Regions from separate parts of the Mus musculus genome. Here region 1 is linked to region 2. Evidence: chromatin loops called from intact Hi-C (ENCODE). Cell type or tissue: left cerebral cortex. All regions are shown on one strand. Each heading gives the region's core, and the rest is flanking DNA. Links, peaks and the distances in the headings are about the cores only. Region 1 holds the start of Gm46966 (a long non-coding RNA gene). Region 2 overlaps Chchd6 (coiled-coil-helix-coiled-coil-helix domain containing 6).

Evidence for each region. Peaks named below come from ENCODE experiments on the same cell type or tissue, not always from the same donor. Only the 100,000 strongest peaks of a DNase experiment are listed, where the experiment ranks them.
Region 1: a loop joins it to region 2, with 1.9 times the contacts of the local background. A loop is called at or near these places in 3 of 42 quality-filtered maps.

Annotation. Positions count from the first base shown.
Region 1 is chr6:89,447,157-89,459,777 of GRCm38, forward strand. All of the region lies in intron 5 of Chchd6 (coiled-coil-helix-coiled-coil-helix domain containing 6), which reads right to left. It overlaps Gm46966 (a long non-coding RNA gene), which reads left to right and starts at 6,042. Exons shown (of 4, transcript XR_003956465.1): 1 at 6,042-6,518; 2 at 7,073-7,248; 3 at 11,930-11,989. In left cerebral cortex, for the core only: no CTCF peak of the experiment used is centred there; a DNase peak (open chromatin) is centred at 6,273; H3K27ac peaks cover 850 bases.
Region 2 is chr6:89,383,052-89,395,672 of GRCm38, forward strand. It overlaps Chchd6 (coiled-coil-helix-coiled-coil-helix domain containing 6), which reads right to left. Exons shown (of 8, transcript NM_025351.3): 7 at 1,553-1,688; 8 at 95-297. The coding sequence ends at 292. Among named protein-coding and RNA genes, the nearest start is that of Gm52910, 22 kb to the right of the region's middle. In left cerebral cortex, for the core only: no CTCF peak of the experiment used is centred there; no DNase peak of the experiment used is centred there.

The sequences.
Region 1 (12,621 bases), core at 4,770-7,269, 65 kb after region 2:
TTTTCATATCCACAAATACAGCCCAGCATATGCAAAGACAGCTAAGGAGCATTACCAACTCATAAATAAAACAGGACTGGGGTCAGAAGCCACAGCCCACAGCCCTCTTGTATGTTTGACCTTGTTAGCAGCTAATGTGTCAGGAGATGTGAGCTTACAGGTAGAGGGGACAGTATGGCTGACACACCTGTCTACAGGTGAGGGCTGTTTGTCCCCATAAGTGGCCTTTGAAGCATGGGCTTTAAGTGAAGGCACCAGACTCAGGAAATCTGGGCTCCTACAAGGTGCTATTCAAACTGTTCTTGTATAAAATGGAAGTAACTTATCTTCCCTATAGATGACTGTAAGGAATACAAAAGATCATTTACAATATGTGTCTAATATGGGGCTTGGCCTCAGTAGGTATTGAGTGAATTATAGCTGTCGTGATTATTATTATCAACACTGGTTGGTGAAAGAAATTCATTCATGACAGAATAAATTAAAGAGGGAGGCCAAGCCTCCAGGTGGGGAGGGAAGGACTTTCAATTAGTACCACAGCTATCACACAGCACTTTGCTCCTGTTATTTGGCACTCTCTTCCTCTATCCTGACAATAGCTCTGAGACATCACATCTGGATGCTTGATTCTTGGTTCAGAGGGTAGAGGTACCCATATACCTCCACAAATGCCCACTAGGTAAAAAGATGCAGGGCTGGGAGACAAATCCAGGCTGGTGTTTGGAGTTTGCACTTTCTACTGTTCCATACTGCCTCCTGTTAGAGTGGCTATTTCACAGTCCTTTCAGTTCCCTGCAAACCTGAAAACTTGGGCAGAAGCTATGACATACTCAACCAGTTAAGACTCTACCTAGACAGGTCCCTGCCTTCCTGTGAGGTGGTCTGGCAGCTAACTACAGATAAAGGGGCAGCTGGGGACATGAGAGGCTCCAAAGGTAGCATTCTACACTGTTCAGGACTGAAGCTCCACCATGGGTCACATTTGAGGCCCTTTGGGGAATCTGTCTGACCTAGTCATATATCACCACAGGCATCTTATCAGCCAGTCACACCCCAGGTCATCCCACAGGAGAGGCCATCATTCATACTCTGTCCCTCGGAATGGATTGCTCTAATGAGGTGTTTGTCATAGTGTTCCCAAAGCTGGTAGCATAGACTTCAGAACCAACTGCATAGATAAATGATGAATAAATTCAGGGATACACACCCAGCCCCACTATTAATTGACAAAAATCCCAAGAAGAACTGAGATGTTTTGCCAATCAGACTGGCCAAGATGAAAGGCCTGCTATACCAGGCACAGTGCTTGAGGCTATCGTGGCACATCTACGTAGCTTTTCCAGAGGCGAAGCTGTGATATGCTCTGGCATGGTTAATGAGCACACTGTCTTAAGAAAGCAGATAGAGCACAGAGATACAGATTAGAGGGATTCTACAGCTGTACTGTTTATAACGGGGGGGGGGGGACCCTAGTAACCACCATGGAGGGAGTGCATAGTAAATGAATTATGGTGCACCCTAAGAAGAAATGCTGTGCAGACTCCTGCACACATTGCAAATGAGAGATGTCCAGGATATGATACCAAATCAAAATATCTGGTTGCAAAACATCTGCTCCTATTTATATAGAAGTAAGAAATATACTCTTAAATAGAAACACCAGGAGTCTGGTGAAACACAGCAACTGGGAAAAAATCCAAATGTGGCAAACACAATGGCCTGTGATGCTAAGACACTCCTGTAGAAAGGGAAGCCTGGGCTGCCTTCGGCATACCACTCCTCGAGGCATTACTTCCTCCATGGACTCTGAGTAGCTGACAATATATACAGGCATCTCGCAGCACACAGTCTGGGGACAGTTAGCCAGGAGAATAGACAGGCTAGAAAGAGGAAGGTGAATGACTGACATGTGCTGCACCCTGGGTAAGCCTTGACTGGACTACTTTCTGCTAGTCAGCTGTTCTTGTATACCAGAGCCAGCTGCAGGGGATAAGCCTGCATGTAGGCAGATGAAGCCTCTACTCTCCAGAGATGGCCAGAATCACTCATTTTAGACTTTAGGGTGACCCACCTCTATATCTATGTGCCAGTTTGTTTTATGTCAACTTGACACAAGCTAGAGTCATCTGAAAGGAGAGACCCTCAATTGAGAAAATGCCTCCATAAAATCTGGCCAGGTTTCTATGAGAAAGCATGCTGAGCAAGCCATTACGAGCAAGCCAGTAAGTGCGCCTCTCCATGGTCTCTGCAACAGCTCCTGGGCCTCCAGGTTCCTTCCCTGTTTGAGTTCCTGTCCTGGCTTCCTTTAATGATGGACTACAATGTAGAAGTAAAAGCTGGATAAACCATTTCCTCCCCAACTTGCTTTTGGCTATCATGTTTCATAACAACGATAACCCTAACTAGGACAATCCATGATGACCAGGTCACAGGCAGGTGTATCACCTTTCCTAGTGTGGCCTGGGTTCATCTGCCTTATGTCTTCTGGGGACATCAATCCTCCAGGGAGTCTCCTGAAGCAATGGCACAGTGGGGCCAAGCATTCACTTTAAGGGTTGCCATCCTAGAGGGCTGCTTTCCTCACTGGAGCCATGAGAATTGAGAACGATTAGGATGGAGACAAGGCCAGGGACTAGAAGGAGGCTTAGAGCTCTGTAGTCACTACTTGGGGAGGAGCATCACCACCTTCAGGTCACAGAAGCATCTCTCAATATACATAGTAGGAGCAAACTCCAGCAGTCCTCTGCTTCACCCCAACATTACTGCTACTGCTCAGAGTACACATTTCCCTTTCCTCAGCACTCACTCTGGATCTCTAAATTGCTGTTTTTACAGCGATTTCATGATTTGTCAACTTGCAATATCAGAGATGAATTTCCTATGACGGGTAGTAAGGGTTCACTCTTTATGCCTCTTCCCACAGAAATGTGGCTTGCACACTTCTATGAAGATGATATTTGCTATTGTGACAACATATTGTCCATTGCTGATCCACTCTGTGCCATAATTGCATCCTTTCCCCCACAATGAAAATCCCCTCATTTAAAGATCTATTTTCTTCAAACCTAGCTTAGCTTCTTCAGTTCTCTCAAGCAGCTCTCTGTTGTTCTGCAGCCACCTAGCTCTCTGGCCTTGGCCAGCAGTGTTCCTGCTTCAGAGCCCAGGGCAGCTCTCTGCCTGCAGCCTGGCACTTGTCTGAGCATCTCTTTAGCAGCTCCTGCTACAGAACCTTTCCAGAGTTCTTGTTTGTCCTCAGTACAGTTTCTGTATCCTCCTAATCAAGGTGCCAGGATATAAAAATTTTGAACTGTTTCTGTTCTCACATTCAATTAACAATTTGGTTGAATAGAAGATTGTAGATTGGCGTCATAGCTGAGTACTTAATGGTTCTTCTGCTCCCTCCCTGTACACTTAGTCTTTAGCCTAGGATCCTTACATCTCAGTCCCCTAGGTAAGTCTATCTCCCATCTGAAGAGAAATGCCAGGATGAGGGCAAGACCCCCCTCTAACCTAGGCCTTCAACTGTGGCAATAGTTCAGTGACTGGGTCCCATTACCCCTGTGCAGACTCAAGCCATTACTGTCTCCAAGCTCCTTCCAGACTTGTCTTCTAGGAGGGCTGTAGCCTGGTGGTGCTCTTGGACCCTGCATCCTGTAGCATGGTAGGTGTCCTAGGCAGTGCCTCCCAGTGGCTAGCCTCTTATCAGTATTGCTCCCAGCCTCATACTCAGACCTTCCTCTACCCACCCCTATCCCATACGATGTTTTAGTGTTACAGATGTCAGCTTCTTGTTTTGTTGTGTGTTTCAAATAACAAAGTAGAGGTGATTCACTAGGGATAAGTCTTTGAAGAAACTTCCCCCTCAGCTCCCACCACCAGAATGTACCTATCCAGCCACCAACACCCCATGATGGAATGTAATACCTAAAACTGTAAGCCAAGATAAATCTCAAGTATTTTGTCACAATGCTGTGGAAAATACATAATTTATTTTGTATTCATTTTCATTTTCAGGTGAGGACTTCTTTGGTTTCATGTTCAGCTTCTGGAATCAGAGGCAACCCTGCACTCTTTGGGTTTGTCTCAGCCATCTGAGGGCAGTGGGTTTCCTGCTGACCCTAAAGGTGAAAGCATGTCCCTGTGCAGGGCAGAATGCTTCTCTGTTAGTGGGTGTTGAAGGGGACCCCACCAGTGCCACAGCTCCAAGTGGTTCCAGGTAGGGGAAGGGAGTGGTTCCTGGATACTGTTGTGGTGTCATGTCTCCTGCTGATGTGGGCCAGTTATCAGCCCGAGTGGAGAATGGAGTCTGATTCATAGGGCAAAGCATTCTCAGCCCCTAGATTACCACCTGGGGACAGGAGATGTCTGCTCTGTAGGATGGAGTGCTGCTCCTGCCACTTAATGTCTTCTGCCCCATCTCTTATTGTTGCTATTGGGCCCACCTCCTCTCAACCCAAAGGAGCACAGGAGCCTGACATGTGATACTATACCAGGGCTGGGAGATGCTGGGCCTCAGACACCCACGCTACGTCTTGGGTCTCTAGTTAGCCAGAACTGCTCCATCTCTTTCAGAGCACTGCTTTGGCTGCCCAGAAACACTTGCAGGGTTCATAGTTGTTCTTGGAAAAAAAGAACGGGGAGAAATTAGTCTAGTCATCTTGCCTTGACCAAAAGCCTAGTGATGTTCCTTTCACAGGGTCATGGTGTGTCCTTGAAACACAGGAAGAGATTTATTTCTGTTTAAACTTACTTCCCCTCTCTTTGTTGATCTATGTTTTGTTAGTCTCACTACTTAGCCCAGGCTAGCCTAGATCTTATATATTCTCCTAGCTCAGCTTTTCAAGGGCTAGGGTTGCAGGTGTGTGCAACTACAATCAGCTATTGATATAATTTTAATTTATTTTTTTACTCATTGATAATTTCACACATATGCACATACATATGAATTTCATTTTCACCCTCTATTAATCTCACTGTACCTTCTGCTGAAACCCTACTTTCTAACAAGTACCCCTACTTTAATGTCATGTATGTGTGTATGTGTGGGTATGTATGTGTATGTCCTTGAGTTTAGTCAGGATTACCTGTTGGGAGTATGGGGGGGTGTTATTAACTGCTGACATAATTTTTATGTAAAGAAAACAATATGGTTTAAAATTCAAATGCACATAAAGTCTCTTATCAGACAAGCAACCCCCCCCCGTCCCACCCCTACCCCCCATCTTCCTCTTACTCCTCCTCAGCCTTGTCAGTTCATGGCTATTCTTCCTGCACTTCTTTGTGAAAAATAAACAGGTTCATACCTTTGTATTCTTGCTGCCCTTGTTTTAGCAGAGGCCTGAGAGTCTGTTAGCAGTTGATGATTCACACCCCAGAGACTCCCAGTATTCACAACCTGGAAGAGTCTCCTGTCAGCACCCTCGGAGGCCACCATCTGCATAAACCCTTTTCTTTCATTCTGTTCATAATCTTCGGTCTGTCTCGTCCCCTGACTGTTGTCAACCTCTTCAGATGTTACTGATACGGGGTGTTTTTTCCCCCCAGACTTGCCTCATAATTTCAATTATTTACATGTATGAGTCTGTCCGATACAAACAAGGAATCTGTGCATCCTAATGCAGTATCCATTAGAGTTGGCTGGGAGTCCACTGATAGATAGGGCTGGCCAGAGGATATACACACTGGGTGCTAAGGTGATGTGCTGCTTATGATCATATCCTCAGGAGGAAAGTGAGATATTTTCCACAAAACATAGTTGATAAAACATAAAATGTTAACAATTATACTTCACCACTTTTTTAAAATGTCACAAAATAGAAATGATACTGAACACTGTCATAGTGCTGGCAGGCTGCTCTGTTACCTCACAGTTCACAGGAACAGGCAAACATCCCTGGAGGTTTGGACTGACTCGGCTTCTTCTTACTGGAGGCAATACCCTTTACACTAGTTCTTTCCTGGATTCTCTGAATAAGCCAGGCCTCTTTCCTAGTCCCTCCCCTCTCAGCACAGCCTCAGCACAGGGACAGGGAAGACCCTGCCTTGCTCACTAAGTTCATACAACAGGCATTTCTTGAGTATTTCCTGAGCTGCAGGCTGCAAGAGCTAATACTTATGAAATGCTTGCACAGTGTCTGCCACACACAGGAGTGCAGTAAATATCAGTCTTTATTCTAGACAGGCAAAGTCACTGGCTGATATCCAAGAAGCACCAGCAAATTAGCAGATTCTACATTCTAGCCTCTTATTTTGCCAGAAGCTGGTGTTCTCATTAGATGCCATTAGAACAGCAAAGATACTTGCCAAAGCTGACCGTTTTAACAAGCGACAATGAAGTGACCTACATTCCTCCCGGGAGCTACAGGAAGCACAGGCGCCTACAGGTTTTCAGGAAGTATTCCTTAGGGAGAGTGTGTGTGTGATAGTAGAGGAACTTATAATACTCCCGATCATCTCAGACAGAAACAAAACACAGTGTGCTGCTTCTAAGAAGGCCTTTCACATACCCCGTGACTTGGGTAAGTAACTTGAACCACCCTAAGCTTGAGGCTACAATCTGGGCTTTCAGATTTGAAGATCATTGCCTGCCTTTGCACTAATTGGCTTTGCTTAGACCAGCACAAAGTATATCAACAGTCCTTACCTGATGCCCAGCACTCATTAAAAACACTATAAACCTGAACACACCTCATATGGCCCGTTTTCCACTGGCATTCTAAACATATAAGAGAAGGCTCTTATCCTACGGTGTTCAGATGCCACAATGCCACCGTGGCTGGGCAGTGTTGCCCTGGCCAGCTGAAAGCTCCACCCTCAGCTTTCCCGTGCTCAAAGTGGACCTCAGGTGGCTTAACCAGGAAGAAAGATACTATTCCTGGCAGTCTCTAATGGCCAGTCCATTGCTGAAGGTACACAGGACATGAATCTCCCCAGGACCTGTACTGGGTAAATACTTTTCCACAGGGCATCCATCTTTTCCCTCCCCACTCCCTCCCATCCCCCTTTCTGCCTGAGATTCTGGTATTTGAGGCTGTGATACTTAAAGATCTTTTTTTTCCCCCCTGGCCTGCAGTTTGGGACAGGAAAACAAAACCATTCAGTCTTGGGACGTGGAAGCCAGCACAGGACTTCTCCAGGAAGATTCAGGGAAGGTGTCCTGAGTCATAGGATACAGAGTCTGACTGGCACTTCCAACAAGGCTCAAGGAACATTGATGTCTATAGAAGTATCAAGTGAACCCAGAAGTAGGTCAGTTCGGCTGGTGGGAGTATGGGTAAGGTTGGGATTGTGAAGCAGTAGCTATGTGATAAGAGTATCCTGTGATCAGAGCACAGGAAAGGTCACCCTGTGTACTCACTGAGTCTAGAGCTATAGGCCAGGAGGCCGTTAAGGCCCAGTGAATAGATGTTGGCAGCAGGGATGGAAGGTGGTCATTTTTAACAGTTTAGAAATGACTGACATGGGTAGTGGGGGAAAGGCCCACTAGATTCTGCATTTCCTGATTATCTGTCAAAAGGGCACCATTTGGGAGTAACAGTGAGTGGAGCACACACACCTGTAGACAAAGAACCCACACACAGTAGCACTGCAGGAGTCTTCAGTCTTGAGTAGAGCCGGCTACCTTGTAACTCTGATGACACTAGTTCCTTATAGCACAGTCTACAGCACAAGCTCTGGATACTTGGTTTCATGACATTTTTCTTCTCAATCAATGAACTCCATCCAGTTTGTTTTGTTTGTTTTTCCCTTTGGAACAGGGTTTCTCTATGTAACAGCCCTGCTGTTGTCCTGGAACTCCTGAAACTCACTCTGTAGACCATACTGGCCTCAAACTCATAGAGATCTGCCCGACTCTGCCTCTCGAGTGTTAGGATTAAAGGTGTGTACCACTAGGGGCTCTTCCAGAGGTCCTGAGTTCAATTCCTAGCAACTACCTGGTGGCTCACAACCATCTGTAATGGGATCTGAAGCTCTCTTCTGATGTGTCTGAAGACAAGGAACAATGTACTCATATACTTAAAATAAATAAAAAATTCTTTTAAAAAAGGGGGGTGGGGTGGGATGTGTGCCACCATTGATTGGTTCCAGTTCTTAAAACTTATTTAAGGTTGTTTCACTGTGAACACTTGAACCAATTTGAGAGTGTGATAAAATTATAGGAAATTTATTTTGCAAATAAATTTCTATGGTAAATGGCAATGCAAATGGAAGGAATCCCACAGTCATCTCAAGAGGGTCATGCCAAGGATGAGCCAGATGTACCTGTGACTAACTTTTCCCAGGTGACATGAGAGCAGTCTAAAGGGGCCATGATTGGGCCAGGGATGCAGAATAATTAGAACAAGGCATCCAACTCTGCTGGCTGCCGGGTCACTTCCCATTTTTGATGGCTCAAATTCCTGCCACTGCAATATAAAAATCATAGTTCAACAGTGGAGGCAAAACCACAGACTTCAGACTAGCCAGTGCTGCGTTTAAACTCTATTTTCACCATCTACTCAGCAACTCTATGCACCACAGCCCCAAGTTCCACCATACAATGGGAATAGCTGCATATACTCAAGAGACCTGTGGCAACTAGAGATAAAGCCCCTGGCAAAATGCCAAGTACTGAGACATGTCACAAATGGAAGTTAGAGGAGGTCCCTTACATGCTGGCCTAAAATGAGGCCACAGGAGAGAAAGAAACCTTCCCCCACTGCCCGCTTGAGGTGATGCAGGCCTGCAGAGGCCCCAGAAACAGCATGAACCAGCAGGTCTTATCGCTGCACTGCAGCAGCCCTGACTCTGGATTAGGTTCCCCTGGCTAGTCAACCCAAACCAAGTCCTGGCAGAATTGGCACCTCATGGTGTCCTGAGCAAGGGACACCTATAGGCCAGAGGAAGACACTAAACACATCTGGAGCCTTTCTGTCATCAGAGACTGAAGTCTCCCTTCCTTGGCTTTTCCTGAGCACACCCTGCTGATATCTGTGAAGCATATCCTGAATAATGAGCTACAATGAGGCAGCAAACAAAGTAAGACACAGAGGTTTCAGGAGACAGCAAAGGTCTAACAGGGAAGTCAGGCACGGGACCATCACCGAAGTGCATTCCAGCAAATTGTCCTGTGGTCAGTCTCTTTTTGGGTCCTGCATTCTCTTCTACCCAGAGAAGGTTTTTTGGAAGGCTTATGACAGTGATTCTCCTACCTCAGTGTTTCCAGTTATGGGCATGTGTCATCACGCCTGGTAAAGCCTACAGCCTTTACCAAACACCTCAGGCTGATGAGGTGCTAGAAGCTGCTCTGCACTGGGGTTATTGGACCATTCTGGCACCATTACTGGTCTCGTGCTGAATGGCTCCACATCATGGTCTCTTCCTGGTGGAAAGCAACACCCTTGCCCTTGGTCCCTTACTAGCTGAACACAGTACCATCTCCTTAACTGTCTCCAGATGTTACCAAGCATCCCTTGGAGTCATAAACATCCCTGAGGGAAGACCACACTCTGTGAGGGCAAGAGTTCAAACATGCAAGCAAACACACTTGAGAAATAAAATGAATGTTCTTAAAAGGAAGGAGGAGCTTGTGAGCTGTCCCCACCCCCTGAAGATCATGACACTCACTGATTGTAGCTCACAGGGTGAGATAGATACAGGGCCCAGTGGAACAGACCAGTTTGTAGGAAGGGAGTCCATGAGTTTCATAGGCCTTAGGGGCCTCTCCTAGATCTGACTTAGTAGGTACTTTTCTAGAAATACCTGCTTCCAAAGGAAAGCATAGAACTGACATTAAGGAATGATCCAGGCATGTAAGGAAAGGGTCAGGAGAGCTGAGGCCTGGAAAGTTGAGCCTTTAAAAAAAAAGGAAAGGGGGAGAGAAGCTTTTAAAATTGGATTAGGAGTGATAAGAGCAGGAAGGGTTGGACTCATATTGGGGTGAAAGGTGGCCAGTTAGCAAGATGGAAAGAAAGAACTCCTAAACTCCCTCTGCTATCAAAGAGAACAATCTCCTGACTGAGACTGAATCAAGCACTGATATGAGGGAATTGAAACTCAAGGCAGGAGAGATTGCAAGAGAACATTCAGTCACACTAAATGAATTCAAATCTCCCCATTCAGATGCATCCGGCCTCAGCTTGGATTCACTCACAGGAGAGACGTTGGGGCTGCAGCACTCCTGAGGATTCAGAGTAAATGGGAAGATGCCCAAGACAAGCAGTGTTCAATTTATCAAAGGGGAAAAGGACAGACCATCACTAATGACAGATAGGAGAGCAAATGTAGGGTGTCAGATATTGCCTAGCCCAGAGCCATTTCCCTGCCTTTTGTTTTCACATATTCTAATGAGAGACAGGAGGGTCATGAGTTCCAGACAAAAATGAGGTTGAAGAGAAGTTCTTTCCAATTCTAGACACAACACACATGCCCAGATGGTAGTGGTGACCCGGTGACTCTGTAACAGCTTTGTCACTCTTCAGGGTGGAAGAGAACCAGTGGCCACCACTGTGCCCTGGAAAGCAATTTGGTTTCATGTAAACAACAGCAATTGTCTATCAATAAGATGAACTGAACCCAAGAGCACAGAAGGAAAGGAAACTCTTGGTTTCCTAGCTACATCCTGGCAGGTCTGGCCACCTCACGCCCTCAATTCCCTAAGAACAAGGACTCTAAGCTCAGCAGAGGTGACTCATTGACATAAGGTCAGTTAGCCAGAGCCAGGGCAGAAGTCAGATCTGGGTGAGGCTATGGATTCCATCAGTGATAATCACCTAAGGGGAGATAACAAGAGGCTTGTAGCATCGCTAAGAGCTCTGATACACAAGAGCTTTTAAGACAGCACCAGAGTTTCAAATCAAGAAATGGAACTATGTAACTACTAATAAATATGATTTTAAAATAATCATGACAAGAAGAGTAAAAATGGACAAGAAAGAACATTTAAATGTAATCACAAAACAAATAGATTACCAATATCTAGTTGCCCAAACAACCTGTCATCCCAGTTACACAGGAAGCTGAGGTGGAAGGATCATCTGAGCCAACCCTGGGCAAAAGTGACTCTGTAAGTCATAAATAAATCCCACAAAGAGTATCTATGAATAAACGTACCAGGAAAAAATGAATCTTTCTAATAATAAATATTTTAATCACTTGCTAATAAACATATCACTTTTAAAAGACCTATAAATCAATTAGAAAACACAAATGACCTAAAAGAAAACGGCTGGCTGATAAAAAGAGGCTATTCCCAAAAGAAAAAATATAGGGTCAAAACAGTGTTTCCAAAAAGATGTTGATTATGCTGATAATTGTAAAGTGTAGTCACTCTTACAAGGGATAAGATGCTGCAATGGCACAAGCGTGGGGAGCAACCTGAAAAGTCTTTTCACTGGAATATATTCCTGAAGAGAATCTGGGGATAACCATTAAAACCAATTGTGACAGAGATGATAACCTTCCATGTCATTAACAGGAAACCACCAAATAAACATAAGAGATTCCCATCATGCCCTTGTCAAAAGGAACAAGTGAGATTGATGTGCAGAGAAAGCTGGTATGTAAAGTTTTCCAAGACATATTGTTATACTCAAGCTACAAAGTAAGTTGCAAAATAAATTGCAACTCTGTTTGTGAACATCTATGTCTGTACTGTTGCAGGAGTAAGGCACCAAGCAGAGAAAGTATTTGCAGGAAGCTACCCCAGGTTGGATCTGCAGCCAGCCATGTTTTCCACACTTTCTGCAAACAAGCATTATATCTGTAATTCATTTAAAAGGTGACGAGGAAAATATTGCACACATAAAGTCAGGGGACCAGCATTGCCACACACCTGTAGTGGAGGGTGAGCTGAATCAGCATGTCCTGCATGTATCACCCCTGCCCCTGGAGATGTACAGAGCTCATGACCCAGAAACTGTAAGTCTAAATATGCATTTTTTTTTTCTAGAAAACCAGTCCAGATGGCTCTAATGCTGGGAAGACCTAGCACAACACAGTGTACTAACAGGTAACTGATAAGTAAGGCATGGACAAGGGGCAGGGAGCTGCTAGTTAAACTAAGATAAACTGGATGTGAAAGGCTGATGGCAGAACCAAGAACTGAAGGACACTGGGAAGCATGTGTGCTTATGGTCCGTCCCATTTCTACAATTACTGAAATGTTACCCTGGTCTGGCTGGGTAAGTGAACACTGAAATGAACAACTGTCACTTTTTTTAAGGGCAGGCTGAGTTAGGTAATTTCCTTTTAGTCTTTATGCTTATCTGTATTTTCTCAATTTCTTCTAACTATGAACACATATTATTTAAGAAATAAACAACAGGCAATTTAAGGAGAAGGCAATGTTATTCCATGGCTGGGTAAATTCCAAGCAGATGGCCCAGTAATTCCTATGACACACGTACTCAAGCAGAGTTTAGGGACTGGGAAGGCAGCAAAGAGCACCTAGTGCCATTCAGAGAATACTCTCCATCTCAGGTCCACACAGGCCTGGCTGTGTATATTGCTGCAGGCTGACCTCTGGGTACTTCAGGCACTGAGCTCTGAACTCTGGGGACAAAAAAAGGGGAGGGTCAAAAAGTGAATTAGGTAAGCCCATGACAGGGAACAGCTCTGTTGAGACAGCAGGCACATGTAGGC
Region 2 (12,621 bases), core at 3,436-5,935:
AGTATTCCCCCAGAGAAGCAGTCTGTCCTGTGAGGCTCTGTGTCACTGGTGACCAACAGACGGCTGGACAAAGAGTCAACAGAAGTGACTGGGTGCCAATGAGTGAATGACTGCAAACAAAGACATCTGCTTTATTTGTTTTCAATCAGTAGCACATACTGTTTCTCGAGCATGGCAGCCCCACACTCAGAGGCATATGGGTGCTCAGTTAGAGACTGCAGGGCCTGGGGGCCATGGTCTGTGGTCCTATGATCGGTCCCTTCTTCAAGGCTCCAGGAAGGATGCTGCTCCTCAGCCCTTCAAAGAGAACAGCCAGAGTTCAGCTGAGCCCTCTTCATCCCCAGAGATGGCCCAGGCCCGGGCTGTAAGAGACCTCAGCCTCATGATTTCCAGGCTCCTGCAGACTGCACTGGATAGTGGCCATTTCCCTGCAGTATAACTGGCTATGAGTCAGTTAGCTGGCCTGAGACCTAGACTGGGTCTCTCCCCACTGTTGAGCAGGACATAGGCTCTTACTTAACACGTTCTGCAGCAATAATAGCCAGCACCACCTCTTTATCCCCAGGGGCCCAGCTCCCTTCTCTGCTCTTACAGTGGTATGGCTAACCCCCACCCTGGCCTAGTGCAGCCTTGCCCACTTCTGCTCTACCTAAGTAAGGTCCTCCCTGTTCTCTAGCTTAACAAGTAGGGATTTTCCAAGAGATGCACTGGGAGAATGCAACTATGCAATCAGGTTCCTGCTCTAGGGAGCTCTGCATACCTCCAGGCAGGTTTATAGCTCTATACCTAGAGGAAAGCCCTCAGGTGTCCTGAGCTGGACAGGAATGCTTCTGCCATCTAACTGCTTTTGGAAGCACATCTTTCCTGAGGATTCTTCATTCCTATCTCACTTCTGCCAGGGACCATGTTCTGTGCAGCTGGCAGAGGGCACCAAGTTTTTCCAGTAGGACATCTTGGTCACAGGGTGCCCTGTGAGTCTGGGTGCTGAGGCCCACACTGTGCCAGACTGCATGCATGGTTTAGAGGTGGCTTGAGGGCCCAGCTGGCCTCTGATGTTTCCAGGAGCTTTAGGTGTGGGGCCAGGAAGGAGAGCCTGAAAAGTCACAAGCCTCTTTTAGGCATGTGTAGTGACAGAGACACACTGGAACTTCCTGCAGTCTGTCCAATATCATCAGTACACCTTTTCCAGGTTTTTACTCAGTGCAATGAAGGTACACTGGTGGGATACACTAAGGGGGCACAGGGACTGAAAATGGCCACCGACACAGGGTGGATGGAACAAGGCTTAAAGCTGTTTCTGTCAAGGAAGGCTAGGGGTATAACTGGATAGTCCTTTTCTCAGCCCCTCTGCTGAAAGGTGAGAAGTTTGCTACTTGTTCCAGGAAGGTGGACAGATTACATAAGCCTAGCCAGGAAGAGGAGCACAGGAGATACTACTCCCACGGACATGTTTGGGGTCCCAAAAGTGGTGAGAAATGGTTCTGAGCAAGGTTGAGGATGGGACGTCTAAATGCAGGGGCCCAGGCATACACACTAAGGCAGGTGGCCTCACCTTGCGGGCAGTGCTCACACAGTGCTGGTATGCCTTGACCAGGTCCGAGCACAGAAGCACTTCATGCAGATGGTCCCGGTAACAGCGGAGGATCTGGGCTTGTAGGCCAGAGCACACAGGCTCCACTCTGCGGGGCCTGGGGGACGATAAGAACAGATGGCTGGTATTAGAAGGCATGAGAGGCAAGAACTCACACTCAACACCCAGAAAGACACTAGATAAGCTCTGGATGTCTATCCATGTGCCAGCTCACTCCACAAGTGAGGAGTGCAGGGTCTGGTCTTCTGGCCAGTGGCCAATACTGAATGGGCTGGGGTATAGGGCTGTATGCTGACTGGCTGCTGCCATGAGTCCCCAGTGTCACCAGGAAGGGTGAGGGGCCTGGTGGCAGCTGGGTCAGGCTCTGTCCAAGGGGTTTTCAGTGCATTGTTGACCTGGTACCACAGCCATGTGAGACAGGAATGCCACTTCCTCCCAAATCCTTGTTCTAATTTTACTACTGTGACACAGAAAAACCTACAGAGATATCCAAAAAAACAAAAATACACATCTTAGAGATAGTTTGTAGTGATGTGTTGAGGCATTTTACTATATTTTCTTTCTTCTTTTATCAAAAGAGTTTCAGAATGTACAACAAATGAATATGCTGACTTTCTACTATTATGATGCAAAACAAGTGATAAAAAAGTAAACAACAGATTACACAGTTACAGGTGTCCCTCCCAGATCCCTGGGGCCACCTTTGACAGGACCACTACCAGATGCCTTTTTGTTCCACGTAAGCTCTCTTCCCCTGCCTCCCCCACTGTCACATATCCAGTGCTCCCACAACTCACACACACATAGCTACACATACTTTCACGCACCTTACGCACACTCCCACACCCCCTCACACACCCATTCTCCTATGATCCCAGAGTCCCCCCACTTGCATGCACTCACTCACACCCCTCCCACATCTACACACTCCCCGCACCCATTCTTTTACACTCAACCTTTAACACCTTTACTCAGGGTCCTCTGCACACTTACTCTCCTGCACCCCACCCCAGTAGCTCACACAGCAGCACACTGGCGAAAACATCCCCCTATTACCTCTCCCCACTCTGTGGGTGCATGGTATTTATTCTTCCCTACCTCCTTCTCCCCATGAGAAAACTGTGGTATGGAGAAGTTACACCACAGAGCCAGTGTATGGGGAGGGCATATTTATTGACATTGTGGTGGTGCCATCTACCCATCAGCTTTCCAGATGGGTTTTCGCCAAAGCTCCCCCATGTTTGTAACAGCTGTGGTGAACTTGTAGTGACACCTGACAGTTATAAAGCTGCAGTGAGCCATTCCTCACATTCTTTGGCAATAAAAAGGATGGGTATTCTGCAAGCTGTGTTCCAGGCCAGCTTGCTGTTCTCCTGCCCAGCACCTCTGAATTGAGAGTGTCAGCCATGCAGCAGACACCAGAGGGGAGAGTGCTGTTATCAAGATAATTCAACCAAGTGAAAGTCATCAGTTAAGGAGAACCAGCAGCAAAGTAATGAGGGGCTTAGGATGTAAGTCTGCAATGCCTTATGCCCAGCCCAGGGGTCTGAATGGGCACTTTTGACCACTGCCATTTGCTTCATGATGCTGCCTGGGGTCCATCCTTCTTCCTGAACCAGCCTTGGACCACAACCATCATGGAGTATCTCCTCTTTAGGCTCGGTGCCTCATTTAATTAGGCCTGACTTCCTAGAAACCTCACTCACCCAGTTCATCTTTAGCAGATCTTGGTCATAGGTCAATCCCTAAGACATGTGCCAGTTTAGGAGTGAAGAACCCATATTTAGCTGGAACAATAAGAATCAATGGAGGTCTGAACAAGATAGAAGGTTTGCAACAGAAGTAGGCAGGGTGGCTGGGGTGCTATGGCAAGCTGCCAGGCCACAGGAGAGAAAACCCATATACAGGACAGAAGCCCCCCAAATCTCATAGTTGTGCCCAATGCTGCTCAAGGGGGCTTCCTTCCAACAAGCTCCAGTGAGGTCATCTGGGGTCTTTGCCTTTCCATTTATTTACATCACATCTTCAGATATATGAGGGAGAGTTGCCCTTCTCCCGATCCTTTGGAGACCCCCTTGGCAGGTTCTACCTGATGTACAGAGAGAGGACCTGTGGGTACTGTGGCATTATTTCCTTTGTAACTTCCCAAGAGCTTGACAATTCATGGGCCTTTTGGAGTTGTATGGCCTTGGAAGACAGAGTTCTCAGTGGCTTCATGTCTCAGACAAGTGTTCTCTATGAGCAATGCTCTGTGGTCCCTCATCACCTTAAGTCCTAGCTTGCACCCCTATCCCACTGTCTCCCCTCCTGGCTCTGTTCTCTGTCTCACACCTGGGAAGGTGCAGGCATCCTCCCTGCACAGAATTAACCCTGCATAATCATGGTCTGCAGACATCAGGCAGATACCAGAGGCTACTACCTCAGCTCTAAGTGGTATGAGGTTTACTGGCCTTATTGAGAAAGTACCCTGGCAGGCTCCTGGGCCCAGTGTGAGGTACACTGGGAGCCAGACTCTGACTCACATTCCCCTCCACACATGTACGACAGAGCTGCTGATACAGACTGAGCTGCAAGTGAGTAGAGAGTGGCCTCATGACTAGCCTCTTTTCTCATGGCTCCTAGGGTTGCCCACCTCACTGATGACTGTTCTCTGATAAGAGGGCCTGGGAGCTGAGAGAAAATTTCAGAGAAGACATAGTGGGTTCCTAGGCAGGGAGAAACTGGGCTGTGTGAAATCTATCTCTTGCACAGCATTGCTACTGCTGAGGCCACGATCCCTTTCCACAGGGACTTCAGCACAGTAGGAGTACACACAGGCAGGCAAATGTCAACAGTTTTATCTGTTGTGCACAGAAGAATCTGAGGAGAGACATAGCTCCTGAAGTGAATCTTTCTCTGAAATAGGGTAGGGCTAGTCAGGTCAAACCAGTTGTAAGCAGGTGTTGGATGGCTTTACCCCATTCAAGGTGACCTGTTACAAAACAGCTCCAACGGGTAAGAATACTCTTGTGAATTAGGTGGTTGTAGATGTGCTGCTCAGCGGACGAGGGCAATGGTCTCAACACACACTCAGTAAATGCGACGTCTTATAGCACATGGCTCAAAAGTCAGATCCCCAGGGCCACAGCCCTCACCCAGATCACACATCACCTTAACATACCAGAAGCAGGTCAGGTTTTCCATTTCTGAGGTGCACATCTATATTTCTGCTTAGTTTACATCAACCTGGAGCCCACGTGTCTGCCAAGATAGAAACTGGTGCTCAAAGGGGATCAGGAATAAGCACACCAAGAAGTGAGAGGCTTGGCATTTCCTCCACTGATTACATCCTTCCTGGGCCTTGGAACATGACCGTATTTGGACACAGTGTGGCTATGGATACACTTAGTAAAGACAGGTAACAGAGAAGTAGAATGAGCCAAACCCAGTGGTAATCTAGTTCACACTCTCATGAGAAGAAAAAGGACAGGGACAGACACATGAGACGTTTGTGCTCTGAGGACAGAGGTGAAGGCTGTGCTACACTTTATCAGCTAAGAAGTGCAGGGGACTACCAGGAGTATTGGCAGCTCCTCCACTGCACTGGGTGAGAGGGCCAGGAACTGCACATACCTTGCACTTTGGTGGCCTTGAGTGGCAGCACAAGAAAACACAGGAGGCAGAGTGACAGTGGTGGAGTGGAGGATGGCAGCGGGGTACCAAGGTTCAGAACGTCCTCGGCACTAGCTTCTGGGCTACCAAACAGCTACTGTGCATGCACCAGGATGGATACCAGGCTCAGCAATGTCTCTGAGCCCAACCTTGTAAGACAGTAACTAGTTTTATGTCAATTTGACACAAGCTAGAGTTGTTTTGGAAGAGGGGATTGTAACTTAGGAAATACCCCCACTGTGGGCAAACCTGTTGTACATTTTCTTGCTTGATGACTGATGTGAAAGGGCCCAGCTCACTGTAGGTGGTGTCACCCCTGGGCTGGGTTCTATGGGAAAGTAGGCTGAGCAAGCCAATAAGCAGCAAGCAGTCCATTAGCTTCTGCCTCCAGGTTCTTGCCCTGACTTCCTTCTGTGATAAACAGTGATGTGGAAGTGTAAGCCAAAGAAGCCCTTTCTTCTCCAAGTTGCTTGTGATCATCGTGAGTCAGTAATGGTTATAGTAATGGTAACCTCAAGGAAGTCAAACACCATCTACATTTAGAGGTAAACTGACTGTGGTCAAGAGAGGGGTAAGTATTCCATGAGCAGCTCTACAAAGAGACACCTTGCTCCCTAAGTAGCCCACACCCTGGGAGACAGCTGGGGTGAAGAACAGCATGGGGAAAGGAGAAGGCAAAGAGGATGTATAATCCAAGTAAACAGCCTAGGAAGAAAGCTCAGACACGTATGGGAGAGCATGTAGGTAAAATCTTTGCTATTTTGATTAACTTGACTGTGCTAGAGCCTACTGTGTCCCTGACAACATATATTACTAACACTGTATCATGTCCCCCAGAATACAAACAGCAGCTTTGTGAGATAGGCATTGCTGTCTCACTCTGCACACAGGGACGAGTCTCAAAAAGCCTAAGTGGTTTTCTCAATTCATGCAGTAGTAAGACACGGGCATGACAAGAAGAGCCTGGGTGTCCATTTCCACAGCCCGTGTTTAAAGACACTTAACTTTTAGAAAATGCCACAAAATTCAAAAGAAAAGACAATCAGGGGTATGGGAAAGAAACAAAACACAGGCTTATACCAGGGCTTCTCCATGGCCTGGAAACTTGCTGACTCCACTTGGGAAGGGTGTTGTAGGGAAGGCTCCACACAAGGGAAGGCAAAGTCGGTGGTAAAGCAAGGAACATGACAAGGTGGAGACAATAGGAGGCCAGAGGGGCAGGATCTCCCCTGCTCCCATGCCAACATCACTATGGGGATAGCATCTTCCCCTGCTGTCACCTACACTGCAGCCTCAGCAGGCAAGAGGAGTCCCTGCAGCAAATCCAGGGTGCTCCTCCTTCCCCAGCTGCCTCTCATGAGGTGCTCACTGTACACCTGCTCACATGCAGCCCCCATCCTTTGTCTCTCTCACTTTATTTAATAAATGGGATCTCATCAACTTATCCTTCTCCTATTATCACTGCTGACATCAATCTGATAGTATTGGCCTGGTATGGAATCTGGCTATTATCTGTCCTCCTCATATTTAATTTCAAGGAAACATTGGTGGGGACCTTGGAGCAGGCTTTTTATTATAGCAGCAGCAACGAGATTCCACAACCACTAGCCATTCATCTCCGTCACGTCCTGCCCAGCTGCTCAAAGGCGGCTTCTGTTCCATTCTGTGGCCAGGGCGCAGGCACTGTTCAGACAGGCAGGCTGCAAGGGACTGGGTTAACTGGCTGCTATCGACCATGTGCCACTCAACCTGGGTAAATGGGACCCAGGGATCCACTATTGATTAACATGCCACTTGGGATCATTGTCAGTCTGGTCTTCAGATGCCCATCCCTCCGAGAACTATAGCCTGGTAAGAGGCACAGGGCTAATTGGGATGAGAGGGAGGAACTGTATGTGTACTTGTATATCCCCCCTCCCCCCCATGTGTGAAAGAGCAGGTAACTGTGGTCTTCAATGTCTGAGGGTGACTATATTGGGACAGATGTCCCACAGTAGTCTCTGTAGTCGTGGTCTGAGGCAACTGAAGAAAGGCCCTCAGTTGGGGCTGAAGAGATGTTTCAGAGGCTAAGAGAGCTTGCTGCTCTTCCAGAGGACCCGGGTTTGGTTTCCAACACTCACATGGCTTCTCACAACCACCCGTAACTACAGTTTCAGGGGACCAGGTTCCTTTTTCTGGCCTCCTCAAGAAAGGGCCCTTCCTAACCCCATTCCCTTCTCTCTGGAATCTTGGTCATTTGCCACCTGGGAAAGCTGTCCATCTTCACTGGTTTATCAGACTCTAATCTGGTCTACTTCTATAACTCAGCCCTCTGACACTAACTAGAGGGATCTCTCTAACCAAGGTCATATTGCTGCTCTGAGGGACCGTGCCATCCACATGGGCCTGGTTTTTGAGGTCTGCTTTAGTCCTAGTGACAAGCTCAAAACCCAAGGCAAAGCCAGCTATGCCCAGGTCAAGAAACACGTGTCCTGCTCAGCTTCTTCCACAAAGCTGAGGTTCTCAGTGAGCAAGTCCCAGTATAGATGTGGAAACTTTAAGTGTTTGCTGAAAAATGCTGAGTATGACAGGGTGAAGACAGAGCCTTAGTCTTGTGCCTAGTCCCTCTACTCCTGGGACCCCAGGAAATGTGACAACTTCTTGAGTAGATATTGTCCACCTACCCTCAAGTCAGAGGTCCAGAGGCATTCTTAGGGTGGCATCTGGGCTTCTCCATGATGCAGCCTAGGGTTAGCTTTCTCTTGCATGAAGACCCCAGGACAGTACTTCTCAGGACACATGAAAACATGCCAGAACTTTCCCCTGTCACTGTTGGGAGATGCACCAAAGCTACAGGAGGAAGTGCTGTCCTCCACAAAGACCAGTGTATTTGGCCAGCTTATGTTGCAAGAACCCAGGGATGCATGTGGTATATGGTTCTGAGGGTCCTAATAGAGGACACTAGCCGTGGCCATGGCCCCTGTGGAGCAGCTCACAGTGGCTGTCACACTGTGTCTGGCCCTACAGTGGCTTTGACTGTTCTCATGTGTGAAGTCTATTCTAAAGGAAGTCAAGTGCTAGGAATGTTGTTGGAAGTACAGGGCATTGGGAGCCCTGGTGTAGAGGGTGTCTTGGTGTTTTGGATGGAGGTCATACTCTTCAGGTTGGCTGAGCTACAGATGCTGATGCTCTACCACAAGAAGCCATGGGAGCATGGCTCTTATGGAGCTATGGAGAGCGGTAAACCACTGGCATTGGCTGATTAGTGAAGAAACCCTAGGTCTAAGACAGCATAGCTGATTTACACAGAAAGGCCCTCTGTATGATGGAATGGGACTGACCTGACAGGGACTGGCACACAGCAGGCAGGCCTACTTCAACTCCAGAGCCAAGCTCCTAGTCAGAAGTTCCCAGTATCTTACAGAGAAATACTGTAAGGCCTGGACCACTGCAGAGAAGCCTCACTTTTCAGGGCTCTGGCCTAGCAGCCTGAAGCCGACTCTAGCAGCAGGGAGAAGCCCACTCTTAAGGGCCGTAGCCTGGTACCCTGAAGCCGACCTAGTGGCTGGTTGAGCTCAGAGAATTTTGAGATGTCTGGCACATTCCCCAAGAGCTACCAGCCTCAGTGCTTGAGGCTGAGGTCTTCCGGGTTGCTATCCCTCCTGATCTATGACCTATTATCTCACTTGACTTCCTGTCTTGCATCTCTCCTAATGGTCCTGCGAGCCTCTGAGTCCCACATTAAACGTCATTTTCAGAATTCATGTGATTGTAACAACAGGAAATGATGCATGATCAGATTGTCTATTCTGTTCCTCTCTGTCTTCCCAACTCATTATTAGCACCTGCATCATTCTAGACCCAAGGACACCAGTTCTTGCTTTCTATGATGTGCCCTCCATCTGAGTATGCACCCACCTATGAATGTGGTGTGTGTGGGTACTGGCTCTATGTACCAGTAAAAGTACCCTGGTGAAGAGAACAAGCCTACCTCAGCCTTGAGGGAGCCATAAAGCACAAAGTAGAGGCCCCACCCCAACCACAGCAGCCAAAGCAGTTGAACCTGCACAGACTCTGAGGTAGTCTGGTCTGTAATCGAAGGACAGCACCGCTGTGATGTGTATATGCTTGGCCCAGGGAGTGGCACTATTTGGAGGTGTAGCCTTGTTGGAGTAGGTGTGGTCTTGTTGGAGTAGGTGTGTCACTGTGGGCATGGCTTAAGATCCTTGTCCTAGCTGCCTGGAAGCCAGTATTCTGATAGTAGCCTCCAGATGAAGATATAGAATTCTCAGTTCTTTCTGCACCATGCCTGCCTAGGTGCTGCTGTGTTCCCATCTTGATGACAATGGACTGAATATCTGAACCTGGTAGCCAGCCCCAAATATATGTTGTCCTTATAAAAGTTGCCTTGGTCATGGTTGTCTGTTCACAGCTGTAAAAAAACTTAACTAAGGCAACTGCTTTCATAGGATTTGTCCCTAAGCTGTCCTGGGACAGGTGACAATAGGAAGGAGGTGTCTCAGAGGCCCAAATGGTGCAGAGTGGAATTGTATTGGAGCTATCCAGATTCCGAATCTCAGAAAAACCTCTGCTCACCTGTCTGTTCTGGCCACCTAGATTCAGGGCCCACATTCCTCAAGCCTTCCCTGGCTTCTGCATTTACTGTCCTGCTATTAGCAGGGTGGAAGATCATCAGACTGCAAGGCAGCCCCCAGCGCTTCACTGGTTCCTGCTACCTGTTAGAGATGAGAACCCTCTACAGTCATGTGGATGTTCAGAGCCCTCTACAGTCTATACATGACTCTAGCATCCCAAGGCCAAGAGTCTGTGTATGCCCTCTCACATAGAAACAGCTGTCTTCTGAGCACTAGTTCCAAGGGGGCTCTGACTGTTCTCGATGCCTCCAGCTCTCCAGTCACCTAGGGCCTGTGCTCACCCAGCAGACTAGCAAACCTACCTGTCTCCATGCTCAAGCTCCCCTCTTTTCTTCCGAGAACCTCAGTACTGTAGGTTGGAACTGGATGTGGTGAGCGCGGAGTTATCACTGACTGCATTTTCTTCTCTTTTCTGCAACCGTTACTATTGCCTATTTCCTCTCAGCACTGCCAGCACTGCATGTAACAGCTGCTAAATGAGCTGCTGCTAAGACAACACACTTATGGGTCATTTTCTTAACATGTGCCATGCTCTTCTGGGTCCATACTGTCTCACTACTGCCTACCCATGAGAGCGTGCACTGGCCTCCTGTCTCTCTGGTTCCCTCTCACTGGGAGATGTGTTCTTGACTCTGTCTCTGCCTCCAGGTCTCCAGTCACCTAAGGCTTTGTGGCCCTTGCTGGGCTGCTGCTGCTGCTGCTGCTGAGGGTCCTAGGCCCTACCCACTACCCACATGAAAACCATACATGCATGCTGTAGGAAGGTCATGTGAGAGCTGTCTCTCCATTAAACCAGGATGCCTGGAAGGGAGGAACCATAATATATTACATTTGCTTTTGCAGGTCTGCACAAAACACCTAGCAGTAGGCAGATACTCCTTATCTGAAGTTGGTAAAGCATCAATAACTAAGAGTCACAGGCACTCTACTTTGCACAGGTTCTGTGGCTGAGACTTACATGGGCTCTACTTTTGTACATGCTGGTTGGGCTTTCCTGCTCTCTCTGACAGTCAGTCGGACAGTGTCTTCTTCTGGAGCCCGCTTTTCCCCTGATACTCACCTCCCACACTTTGTGCCTGGCAGCCTCTGTCCTAGGTGACTCAGCCTTCCTTTTCCTCCAGATATGAGGAGTCTTCCAAGGCTAGAGTCCCTGCTATATTCTCTGGTCCTTTGTGTGGAACCTGTACACATGGAGCATCTTCAAGCAGCAGCTGCCTGCTGTGAAGTGTTCTGCAGCTCACCTGTACAGCCTGGGCCAACTGCACAAAGTAGCATCTAGAAGCATCCAGAAGAGGAACTATTGGTATGGTGAAACACCATAAGCAAAGAAAGTTGGAGGAAAGAATTTATTTGGCTTACACTTCCATATTGTAATCCATCACTGAAGGAAGTCAGGGCAGGAACTCAAACAAGGCAGGAACCTGGAGGCAGGAGCTGATGCAAAGGCTACTGGGGGAGGGAAGGACAGCTTACTATCTCTCTCAGCCTGCTTTATTATAGAACCCAGGTACACCAGCCCAGGAGTGGTACTACACACAATGGGCTCAGCCCTCCCTCACCAATCAGTCATAAAGAAAATGCCCTATAGGCTTACTAGAGTCTGATCTTATGGAGGTGTTTTCTCAGTAGAGGTTCCCTCCTTCTAGAAGATTCTAGCTTGTGTCAAGTTGATACAACACTAGCCAGCACAGGGTGTATCTGCATGATGGGACTACTCCAAAGGCACCCATAGCCACCCACCCAATTAGTGTGGCTGGCTAGACTGCCATAGCCTAGAGCTCAGGTGCTGGGCATGTTTTGCTTCAGTTTGCCACCCAAAAGAGAAAGTGGATCTCGTGCCATGTGCTCTTGAGAGAACATTGTCATCTCATAAGACATAAGACAGGAAGGCAAGCACTTGAGCCTGTGATGCTTAGATATCTCCTTGTGGGTCTGCCCTGCAGGCACCCTCAACACAGTCAGACTCTTTCTCCAACTCTAACTTCTAGCAGCCTCACTGTGCAGTATATTCAAACCAGCCTCTTGGATCCCTCGAAACCTGGGCTCCCAAATGCCATTAGCACCCTAGGCTTCCACACTCTCGACACTAGGAATACTCTGAATACTTTCAGTGTTTTCTCTGGCCTCACCCCATAGATTTAGCCTGACCATGCACACCCTCTGTCTAGTGCATCACACCTGTAATCTAGCCCCATGCTGTCTGCTAATACTTCCCCTAGAGCTCTACTCACTCTCTGACCCTTCCAGACTAGTCTTGACTAGATCAGTGGCCATTCTGGACCTACCCCTTCTTCAGCCATCCTCACTGTCTTAATGAAGTCCAGTGTCAATCCATTCTCTCACAGCTTGTGCCTTTGCCATGGAATCTAAGAAGTCGCCATCAAACTCAACTCCTTTGACTCTTATTTTCTGGGAGTTTGTGCATTACATTTAGGACTCTGATCTATTTAGAGTTTATTTTTTTGTGAAACTCACTATTTTGGGGATTCTAGGAATGCACACAACTGACATCTCACACGTAAACTCATCCCACCCATGGGTCCTGCCCCTCCCGCACCACCCTTACCTGAACACATATAGATACTGGGGCCATATAGAAAAGCCTAGAATGAGCTGTGTGTTTTCTACGAAGACACCTGGTCACTGGGTCTGTTCCATCATGTGCAGGCAGGCAGCAGGATGACAGCTCCACTCCCTATCCAGTGATTCAAGAGGAGCCAAAGAGGATCTTCTCCAGAGCTTCCC